Regions from separate parts of the Homo sapiens genome. Here region 1 is linked to region 2. The links are chromatin contacts, found by Hi-C or POLR2A ChIA-PET in ENCODE. All regions are on one chromosome and are shown on one strand. Each heading gives the region's core, a stretch centred on a gene start or an enhancer-like site at or near the end of the contact. The rest is flanking DNA. Distances are from core to core; before and after follow the strand shown.

What was found. Hi-C counts contacts between places; a loop is a spot of excess contacts on that map. ChIA-PET counts read pairs that join two places held with the same protein, here RNA polymerase II (POLR2A). Pooled maps may share reads with other maps.
Region 1: POLR2A ChIA-PET joins it to region 2 with 14 read pairs in OCI-LY7. The contact joins two enhancer-like sites. A Hi-C loop is called at or near these places in 3 of 50 pooled maps. POLR2A ChIA-PET finds 5 or more read pairs at or near these places in 3 of 52 experiments (OCI-LY7, RWPE1 and activated T-cell).

What each region holds. Positions count from the first base shown.
Region 1 is chr5:142,602,131-142,607,444 of GRCh38, forward strand. All of the region lies in intron 2 of FGF1 (fibroblast growth factor 1), which reads right to left. Among named protein-coding and RNA genes, the nearest start is that of FGF1, 81 kb to the right of the region's middle. Within about 2 kb of position 3,699, at least 3 of the 41 ENCODE cell types and tissues checked have a DNase peak (open chromatin) inside an H3K27ac peak, as active enhancers do.
Region 2 is chr5:142,354,955-142,360,519 of GRCh38, forward strand. All of the region lies in intron 3 of SPRY4-AS1 (SPRY4 antisense RNA 1), which reads left to right. Among named protein-coding and RNA genes, the nearest start is that of SPRY4-AS1, 32 kb to the left of the region's middle. RefSeq lists enhancers at 106-907, 908-1,709 and a silencer at 1,747-2,396. Within about 2 kb of position 2,122, at least 34 of the 41 ENCODE cell types and tissues checked have a DNase peak (open chromatin) inside an H3K27ac peak, as active enhancers do.

The sequences.
Region 1 (5,314 bases), core at 2,449-4,948, 250 kb after region 2:
GTTGGTAGATCTCGACCCCTCATTGCCTTTTCTTTGTGTTCTTTTCTTTTTTTTTTTTTCTTTTGAGACGGAGTCTTGTTCTGTTGCCCAGGCTGAAGTGCAGTGGCGCGATCTCGGCTCACTGCAAGCTCTGCCTCCCGGGTTCAAGCAATTCTCCTGCCTCATCCTCCCCAGTAGCTGGGATTACAGGCATGCACCACCATGCCCGGCTAATTTTGGTATTTTTAGTAGAGATGGGGTTTCACCATGTTGGCCAGGCTGGTCTCGAATTCCTGACCTTATGCTCTGCCTGCCTCAGCCTCCCAAAGTGCTGGGATTACAGGTGTGAGCCACTGCGCCTGGCCTGTTTTCATTTTTAATTTAATTTCTTTGAATAGGAAATATACTTCCATTTTCCCAAACAGCAGAGGAGATAGTGAAAAGCTTCGTTCTGGAGTGCACATCTCCTGGGGGGATGCAGAAACAAGGAAACCCCTCCTAGACACCTTGTGTGTGTATCCTTTCTAGAGAGCTTGTGTGCGTATATTGCAAAAGACATACTATCTCATACTAATGGTAATGTACTGAGCACACAGTTCTGCACCTTGCTTTTTTTTTTGCTTAACAACTAATTGTAGATCTTTCTACATCAGGATGGAAAGAGTAAACTTCTTTCTTCTTGCTGATTGAATTGTGTTCCATTATGTAGCTATACCATAATTGTTTAACCATTTCTCTGTTAATATGCCTGTATTTTCTTATTTCTCTTTGCCTTCCTTATCTCCTGATTCACCCCCAGGATGATTCATAGTTTCATCACCTTTACCTAAGATGCAATTCTCCCTTCCTTGGAAGTCTTTGCTATAGAGACTCAGGACTTCCTCTAGCTTCCAGTGGCAACTGGAGTTTATTTAATTCACAGGAAGGAACTGGAAGCCACTGATGCACTTTCTCACGGGTCCTCCTAGGAATGGTTAGCTCTGAGAGTGTAGCCGTGAGGGAACAGGCCTATGGGCCTCCACTGTAAGCTGGGCCCTGCTCTCTCGAGCCTTCAGTCACACCACTTGCTCGCTCTTTCTGCTCCTATTAAACTTCAAACTTTCCCTGTTTTCCTGGGATCTTTGCACATGCTATAGCCTTCTCTCTGGGACATTCTTCCTCCAGATATTCACAAGGTCCTTCTCCTCCAGGCCTCAGCCTAAATATCCTAAAAGAGGCCCTCCCCAGAGTGTGTGACACTCTGCGCACGGGGTCCTTTCATCCCCACCCCATTCTCCCTGCCAATACCACCCTCCCCCACATCCTCTTCCTCCTCTGCCCCTTGTTTCTTTCATGGCACTTAGTACAACATGCAATGATTTTATTATCTAGGGAGCTACTGATCTATTTCTGCCTCCTCAGGAAAGTGTACACTCTGAGAGGAAGGGCAGAGATCTTGTCCTGTTCCCTCTGGGGTCCTCAGCACCTCCTACAGTGCCCTGCACACAGGGGGCAGTCTACATTATTTGGTGAATGAATGGTGTTGGGCTAATATTGGCAGAGATGATTCTCCTGGCCCATTATCAATAAGCTGTGCACTTTGAATTATGTCTCCAATAACTCTCTGAGGGGGGCAGTAAGATGGGACCACGTGGAGAGTTGTAAGGCTCAAGGCTGGGCTCTGAGCTGAGTGATCTTGGCTAGGCTGCATAGCCTCTTAGACACAGTCTCTTTTTCAGTAAAATGAGGGGTATTTGCGCTCAGTCTCCATAAAGTTATTTCTCAGTCTAACAGTCTATGGAGCAAGTAGATACATGGAATGCCAATAGAATATTCTTTGGCAATAAAAAGGAACAGAGTTCTGAGGCATGCCACAACACAGATGAGTCTGGAAACAGTGCTGAGTGGGAAGAAAGCATCACAAAGGACCATGTGTTTTATGTTTCCATTTAAATGAAATGTCCAGAATAGGCAAATCCATAAAGACAGCAAGTAGATTCAGGGTATCCAGGGCCAGGGTGGGTGGAGATGGGGGAATTATGGTTAAAAGGCATGGGGCTTCTTTTGGAAAATATTCTAAAATGGATTGTGGTGTTGGTTGCACAACTCTGTTAAGTTGTAAGAAAATCCATTGCATTGTACAACTTAAATAGGTGAATTGTATGGTATGTGTGTTATCTCAATAAAGCTGGTTTTTTTTTAAATGGTTATCAGACTTTATGGTTTTCAGAGAACCTTCACATATACTTTTGTGTCAATTTCTCAGCATAATCCTATATGTTTAAGAGAGATCAAAGGAAGGGGCTAACTTTTATTGATCACCTACAATGTGCCAGGCACCATGCTAGTTTCTATCTTGATATAAACAGTATAAAATTAAAGAGTGTGGGCTCCAGAACACAACTGCATGAACTCAAGTTCTGCTTGGCTGCCTATTAGCTGTGTGATCATCGGGCAAAGTATTTGCCTCTGTTTCCTTATCTATAGTGGGAGTTGTTGTAAGGGCTAATGCATGGAAAGTGGCCAGTACTCGTATGACTGTTTCCTCTGTGCTTTTGTGGCCTTTTCTCCTCGAAGTGTTCCCTGGAGGAAGGTGGTGCTTGCTCTGTCCTTTGGTGAAGAGCTGAAGTTTGGTGAGAGTGTGTTTTATGCAATGTTATACTTCTAAGAAGGGGAAAAATCATGACCAGACCCCAGGTCGAGTACTCCAAGTATCCTACTTTTTCCTGTCTTTCACACAATCTCTTGGGCTCCAATTATGGGAATGGATTGATCCAAATCCAGCGATACTCTCCTGCTTGGACCCTCTTGTGTTCAAGATCACACATGGACAAGATGGTGGGTGGCCATCCAGGATCCCATCTGTAGCCATGGAATGGAGTGAGGTTAGTTGCCTGGGACTCTTTTCAACCTATCGCCCATATATGTAGATATTTAGTCAAACACATTATAGGTGCGACAGAAACCCCAAAGGGGAGGTCTTTTTAGGTAATCAAGGAAGTTTTTTTTGTTTGTTTGTTTCTTTTTTCTTTCTTTTGAGATGGAGTCTCACTCTGTTGCCCAGGCTGGAGTGCTGTGGTGTGATCTCAGCTCACTGCAACCTCCACCTCCCAGTTCAAGCGATTCTCCTGTCTCAGCTTCCCAGGTAGCTGGGATTACAGGCACGCACCATCATGCCTGGCTAGTTTTTTTTTTTTTTTTTTTGTATTTTTAGTAGAGACAGGGTTTCATCATGTTGGCCAGGATGGTCTTAAACTCCTGACTTCAGGCGATCCACCCCCCTCGGCCTCCCAAAATGCCGGGATTACAGGCATGAGCCACCGTGCCCAGCCAATCAAAGAAGATTTTTAAAAAGCTTTTCATTTCCTATGCATTTCTGTTTTGCTGCCTTCAATAGCACCCACTTGTCTGGCCATGGGGCTGAATAGGGTTGGCTTTGCCATCTGTGGAGTTCCATCATGGCCATGAAGAGGCCTCATAGAGGTAAACAAGAGCCAGAGGCCTGCTTAGCACATGACTTCAGCCCTCAGCCATGAGTCCCGACACCAGGTTTGTTGTGCCGGTGAGAGTTCGTCTCAAAAGTTTCCTCTGTAAATATTATTTCTCCAGGATGTCCAAGTTTCATAGCTCATTTTCACTAGATTTCTTTCTGGCTAAGTTTCCTAAACATATATCCTTCTGCAAGTAGGGCTGGCAGGAAGGAGCAACACCCAGGCTGAGCGGCTTGTGTAGCTGGCTTGGTGTCCAGCTCTCTAGTGTGACTTCATTCCAGTTTTCCAGACCTACATCCTCTTGCAGCTGCTGCTGAGGACAGGCAAGGAAGGAGAGAGCATGAGAAAGTGGGGCCTTGGGAAGAGAGGGAGGGGCTGGCCACACAGCAGCAGCTTTTTCCTCGGGTAGCAGCTCAGGGTTGGGGGACAGAAAACCATTCAGTCAACACATATTCATCTACTAGGTGCTGGGACTTACGCTCAGCGCCAGCCATGGTCCCTGCACTTGGGGCTTCTGCATGATTAGGGATACAGACAAATGAACCTGGGAGTGATACAGCAACACAATAACAAAAGCTGCAATTGTTTTTGAGCTAAAAGCAAACAAAAGCACAAAATCTGCAACATTCTTTCTCTCTCTGTGTGTGTGTGTGTGTGTGTGTGTGTATGTAGTTTTTTTTTTTAATCCCCTTTCAAAGAAAGGTAGAATATAACATACAGTGAAAAAAACTAAATTGCAATGGGAGAATATAGTAAATCCTTGATGAAAATCATATTAAAAAACACAATGCATTCAGGAGGCCGAGGCAGGTAGATCACGAGGTCAGAAGATCAAGACCAGCCTGGCCAACAGGGTGAAACCCCGTCTCTACTAAAAATACAAAAAAAAAAAAATTAGCCAGATGTGTTGGTGGGCGCCTGTAATCCCAGCTACTCGGGAGGCTGAGGCGAGAGAATTGCTTGAACCCGGGAGAAGGAGGTTGCAGTGAGCCGAGATCGTGCCACTGCACTCCAGCCTGGCGGCAGAGCGAGATTCCATCTCAAGAAAAGAAAAGAAAAAGAACACAATACGTGTGTAGCTCATGAATACATCTATAGTAAAATATAAAACTGTGCACCAGATACTGACCAGATTCATACAAGTAGCTGCTTTGGGAAGGATAAGAGGAACTAAGACTGGGAGAGGAATTGAGGAAATGTTTCCTTCATCCTAACTCTATTTCTTTATAAACAGTTCTGAGGTAAGAACAGCCAGCTGGTGACACTGGAGGACTCTGAGTGATAGGATTCCTAGTGTTTGCTGGTGTTTAGTCTATATCTAGTGCATAGTTTTCTATTTTACTACGTATGCATGAACTATGCATATTGTTTTGTGTATTTTACAAAATTTTCATCAGGGATTTGCTATGATCTCCCCTGATTCTCCTTCATACATTTTAGGATGGTAGCTGATGTGTTAAAGCTCCGTTCATAGTCAATGGGACACTTAGAGCTGGCCAAGACTCCCACTTTTTGTTCCTCGTGACCCCTGAGATGTTTTATGACCCAGCTTAGGTTTGAGTCCATGTTGCATCTAGACCAGAGCATAGGCACTTATAAAAGGTGGGTCTTCTTGGGGGCAGACAGGGACCCAGGAGAAATGGGGAGGCAGGACGGGTGGATGAGGCACCTCTAAAGCTCTAACTTCTCTGTCCACTCCCTTTTTCAATACCCCCCGACCAGGTTAGCGCACAGAGCAAATGAGGAGCAAGCACTCTTCTTTATCCCATACGGGGATCTAGGAGTTGCTATCTATGAACAGGAAGGTCAGTGTCTCTCAAGTATCCCAGGGATGAAGGGGCAAGTACTTTTTGAAAAACAAGATA
Region 2 (5,565 bases), core at 872-3,371:
CAGGCGCCTGCCACCATGCCTGGCTAAACTTTTTTTTGTATTTTTAGTAGATACAGGGTTTCACCATGTTGGCCAGGCTGGTTGGCCAGGCTGGTTTCAAACTCCTGACCTCAGGTGATCTGCCCATCTTGGCCTCCCAAAGTGCTAGGATTACAGGTGTGAGCCAGCGCGCCTGGCCTTCTTACTGCACTTTATTTTATTTTATTTTATTTTATTTTGAGATGGAGTCTTGCTCTGTCACCAGGCTGGAGTGCAGTGGCGCGATCTCGGCTCACTGCAACCTCTGCCTCCTGGGTTCAAGGGATTCCACTGCCTCAGCCTCCCAAGTAGCTGGGACTACAGGCGGTGCCACCACGCCCGGCTAATTTTTTGTATTTTAGTAGAGACGGAGTTTCGCCATGTTGGCCAGGAGATGGTCTCCATCTCCTGACCTCATGATCTGCCTGCCTCGGCCTCCCAAAGTGCTGGGATTAACAGGCGTGAGCCACTGCGCCCAGCCACCTTACTGCATTTTAAACCCAAACTTTAAATATCATCTAGGTCAGTGGCTCTTTTTTTTTTTTTTTTGAAACAGAGTTTTGCTCTTGTTGCCCAGGCTGCAACGCAATGGCGCCATCTCAGCTCACCGCAACCTCCACCTGCCGGGTTCAAGTGATTCTCCAGCCTCAGCCTCCTGAGCAGCTGGGATTACAGGTGCACGCCACCACGCCCGGCTAATTTTGTATTTTTAGTAGAGACGGGGTTTCTCCATGTTGGTCAGGCTGGTCTCAAACTCCTGACCTCAACTGATCCGCCCGCCTCGGCCTCCCAAAGTGCTGGGATTACAGGCGTGAGCCACCGCGCCCGGCCCTAAGTCAGTGGCTCTTAACCCTGGTTGTACACTAAACTCACTTTTGAAGTCTTACAGAAATGCCAGTGCCTAGGCCCCATTACCAAAGATCCTCATTCCCTTTGTCTGAGGTGGGGTCAGGGGTGTCAGTGTTTTTGAAAGCCTCCCTGGGAATTCTCATTTGCACCTAGGTTGAGAAGTACTGTATCTAGTTCAGTGTCTCATTTTCCTTATAGGAAGCTGTGAGGCCGAGAGATGAAAGGAAAGGCTCAGGCGATATAGCAAGAGCAGAAGGACCCAAGCCCCTTATCAAGGCTTGTATTCAAGGGGAAAATGCAGCCCTGGGGCTGCCCTTCACTCGGTCTTTGGGATGAGACTTCTGAGCTCTTTCCTGATAATAATGTTTGGACCTTTCCAACCCAGTTCTTCCTAGCACCCTTGCCTTTTCATCCTTGGATGCCTCAGGTCAGACCCCTCAGAGAGGTGTCCCTACAGAAAGCCGCTGTTCTAGAATGTGACCCATTAAAAAACTCATAGCACTTGTAGATGTGAAATAATCCTGTTCATTCATTTTTGAGAATCTAAGCCCCCTGTGGGCAGGAACCGTATCTGTGTTGTTCCTGCGGTGCGGGGGCTTAGAGTAGTGACCAGCACTTAGTAAAACATACTCATTAAATGACTGAATGAACGAAATCCCAGGAGGCCAGTTGAGTAGTTTTTTTTTTTTTTTTTTTTTTTCCTGGTCCCGACCATCTGATTCTCATTACTTCTACAGCTCGGGAAGTCTCTGCTTTGGCATTTTATAAACCTCCTGTGCGTACGTCGACATTTTAACCATAAATCCAGAGTTTTGGGACTGCAAAACTCGAGGCCAGGGGATTGGGGGAGGGGGATAACTACCCGGAGGTCCGAAGCCCGGCGGAGCTGCCCTGGGGTTGGGGGGAGGGACGGGAACCCTCGGGAGGACGCCCCTCCGCCCCCTGCCCACCCCCTCGGCGGGACATGGCCCCGGGCCGGGACGTCCTTCAGATTGGTGCGCCGCCGCCGCGGCCGTCTCCTCCCGTCGGGCGGGGTGGGGGGTGGTGAGGGACGCGATCCAGGTCGTGGCCTGGCGGCGGCTCCGGCCACAGCCCCCGCATTCCGGCCGCGCGCCCCCGGAGGTGACGCCTTGAGGAAGCTGTATTTTTTTGGGGGGGAGCCGCAGGGAACCGTTGGGAGAGGGGCCCTGTGTGTGTCCCTTTAAGAGCCGGAGCGCTGCCTCCGCCTCGCAGGCGCCCGGAGCCTCACAAAAGAACAGGATGTTGTTGATTTGTCACCAAACCACAGAGAGGAAATGATTGTAAATTTCCTTTAAACATCCCCACCGCGCTCCGGCCGCCCCCGCTTCCGCCTCCTCCGCCCCCGCCCGGTTCGGCACAGCGGGGCCTCAGCGCTCCCGCGGGGCGCCTGCTCCCCGGCCGGGCCACGGGCCGAGCGGCTCCTGGGCGCCTGCGGGAGGAGCCCCCGGCCCGGCCGCTGCCCCAGCTCGCGTTCCAGTTGCTTTTTCTACAGTTGCAGCGGAGGAAGGTCCTGGGCTTTTGTGTGAGCCCGCGCGCCGCCCTTCTCTCCGGGAGCGAATGGGAACCGCGCGCGGGGAGCTCCGTGCTGTGTCTAGGGAGCGCCTTAGCGCGCCATCCCCGTTTAGCCTCGCAGCTTCCCTGTAGAGGCAACAACCGTTATCTCCTTCGTTAGGGTCTGGAGGGAAACTGAGGCCCAGGTTAGTTACGTGAGCCGAAAGTCACCAGCTCTTGGAACGCTTTGGGGGCTCTTGGAACACACCATGCAGGTTTAGGTCACCCCAGACCTTATATTTGTGAATCAGTGAGCGACCGGAACATTCTAGAATCCCCAAGTCATCAAAAGTGGCAATTTACATTGCGAAGTCCAAAGCAATGATTGCCAAGTCCAAGTTTTTTCGTGGGGGAACGTCCCTCACCACTTCCAGCCGGGCATCCACTTTTCAGAAGCTGTTTGGGTCTCAGTTTCTACTTTCACTCCATTTGCTTGTAAGATTTCAGGAAGCCTCTGGTGGAGTAAGTGTTTGCTCCCAACCTGTGGCCCATGTTGGAGTGGTGTGGTCTGTGGTCTAGGAAAGGGCTGCCTTTGCTGTACAGAGTGTTCTTTTGGAGCAAGTAATGCTTATTCCGGCATAGGCTGCACTGGGCTTCTTGAACTAAAAGCAGCAGCTAATGTCCTAGACACCGCTGAACAGAATTCTCTCATTTCATCCTTTGACCAGCCCCAGGAGGTAGAGGTTGCTTTTCTCTTTAAACAGTTGAGGAAGCAGGTTCAGAGAGGCTGAGGAACCGGACCAGCTTGCACATTGTAAGTGGAAGACAAAAGACTCATTTAGTTACCACATTCTGATTACTGGTGATGTCTCTCTTTAATACTTTGTCTTATTACTCGCTTGCGGAGACAGGTGGTGAAGAGAATACAGGATATTTTTGTTGGGTCTTGTTACCTCAACTTCCAGGGAGCTCTGGGCCGGACTCCACTTTCTGGGAATAGAGTTAGGTGGCCAGTGCTCTCAGACTGGAATCTTCCCTTTGCCAGCCTTATGAGAGGTCCTGAGTGGCTTGGGGACTGAGGTGGAGTTCTTTTCACTCTACTTGAATAGGAAAATGGGCTCCTTTAAACGATTACCTGGAGTTGGATTTCTAAGGCTGAATAGCCCCAGTCCAATGCAAGCCCTTCTATTCAGATTTCTCAGCTCTAGGGGGCAATGGTAAGAGCTGGTGAGATGTATGGAGGGTTGACTTTGAATATTAAACGTGCGGTTCCTAACAGCTAATGTTTTCGTGTGCCTGCTATGTGCCATGCACTGTGCCAGGTGCTGTGCACGTGTTTTCTCATTTGATCCTAAGCCACGAAAAGTTGGTACCCAGAGAGGTCGTGCACCTAGAAATGATGGAGCAGGGGTTGGCATTTTTCTCCACAGAATCCCCTGTGTCTGTGCAAGAGGTCATCCAGGCACCCCAGAAATGAGACCACAGTTGCTTGCCTTCAATCATTTAGAAAGCCAAGAGGGTCCTTGGTGCGGGTGGATTTTGAGAGAGAAAGACAGTGGCCTTTGGCTCCTTTGTGCTGCAGCTGTCTGCAGTTCCTCAACTCTGAGGACATTTGTTGATGGATTTCCAGAGCGGACTTCTGTGTCTCCACCTGTCCTTTTTGCTTTTATAGAATGCCAGTCACTGGGACATCCACATCCTGACACTTGGGAGGGTGAACCATCTCCTTGTTTCCATTCCTCAGATGAGGAGCACAGGGCACCAACCTGCTAAGTTGTTGTGGGCACTGAATGGGCTGACTTGAGGCAGAGCAAAGCCACTGAAGTCAGGGTCCCTAGTCCCCGCCACTCAGTTCTGGGGAAGCTGGAACCATAGGGCAGGTCATCTGATGCCACCTGGTCTGAGTTTCCTGGCCTGTGAAGAACTTTGGTCTAGGTGGTCTATGAGGGCCCTTCCAACCATTATAGAAAAAATAGCTTCTATTTACTGGTCCCGTTAATAATATTTATTAAACATCCATTACATGCCAGGCACTACTGTTACAGGCGTTGGAAATACAGTGGTCAACACAAGTTCTGCCTTCTTGGAATTTAGGTGAAGATGCCCGAATAAAATAATTTTATATATATGTAAGTGTATGTATATGTGTATATGTCTATACATATATATGTGTACAGTCGTAGGCTGCATAATGATGGTTCAGTTAATGATGGACTGCAGATAACGGCGGTGGTCCATAAGATTATAATAGAGCTGAGAAATTTCTGTTGCCTAGTGAGATCATAGCTATCCTAATGTCTTAGCTTAGTGCAGTGCATTACCTTTTCTATGTTTAGATACACAAGTGTTTATCACTGTGTTACAGTTGCCTACAGTATTCAGTACAGTACCATGCTGTACAGGTTTGTAGCCTAGTAGCAATAGGCTGTACTGTATAGCCTAGGTGTGTAGTAGGCTATACCATCTAGGTTTAAGTAAGTACACTCTAGCTCTACGATGTTCGCATAACGATGAAATCGCCTAACGAAGCATTTCTCAGAACATTTCTCAGAACTTACCCCAGTCGTTAGGCGACACGTGAATGTATGTGTATATATGTAAAATGTCAAGGAGTACTTTGTTATGGACAAAAATGAAGCATGTAAGGGGAAATGCAGTGTGTGTGATGGGAGGGCTACTATTTTATTTAGGGTGAGGAAGGCTCACTGATAAGGTAGAAGGGAAGGAGTGAACCAGGCAGCTTCCTGGGAGAAGCTTACTGTAGGTATTTGAAATGGCAGAGATAAAGACTGGAGATGGGACTGTGTTGCATAGCACTTGCTGTGTGTTGAGCACTGTGCTAAGTGCTTTGTAGTCTTATATGTTTAATCCTGCTTATCACTGTTTTGTTTTCTTTGAAGTGTGAGACTCAGGTTAAATGATTTACCCAAGGCCACACAGCTAGTATGTAGCGAAGGTGATATTCAAATGCTAGTTTTAATCATCATGCTGCTTCCCACTAGGGACTCTCCTTTTTGAGCTGGACCTGGCATTTCATTCATGACCTGGTTCTTTTGATTTCTTGGGGATTAAACAGCAACAGTGGCCAAGGTGACACCTGGCAACTGAGTTGCATGGTTGACAACAGCTTAGGGCCTGAAGTTCCTTTTTGTGAGTGGAGGAAGGTGATAAGTTTAATACTGGAAA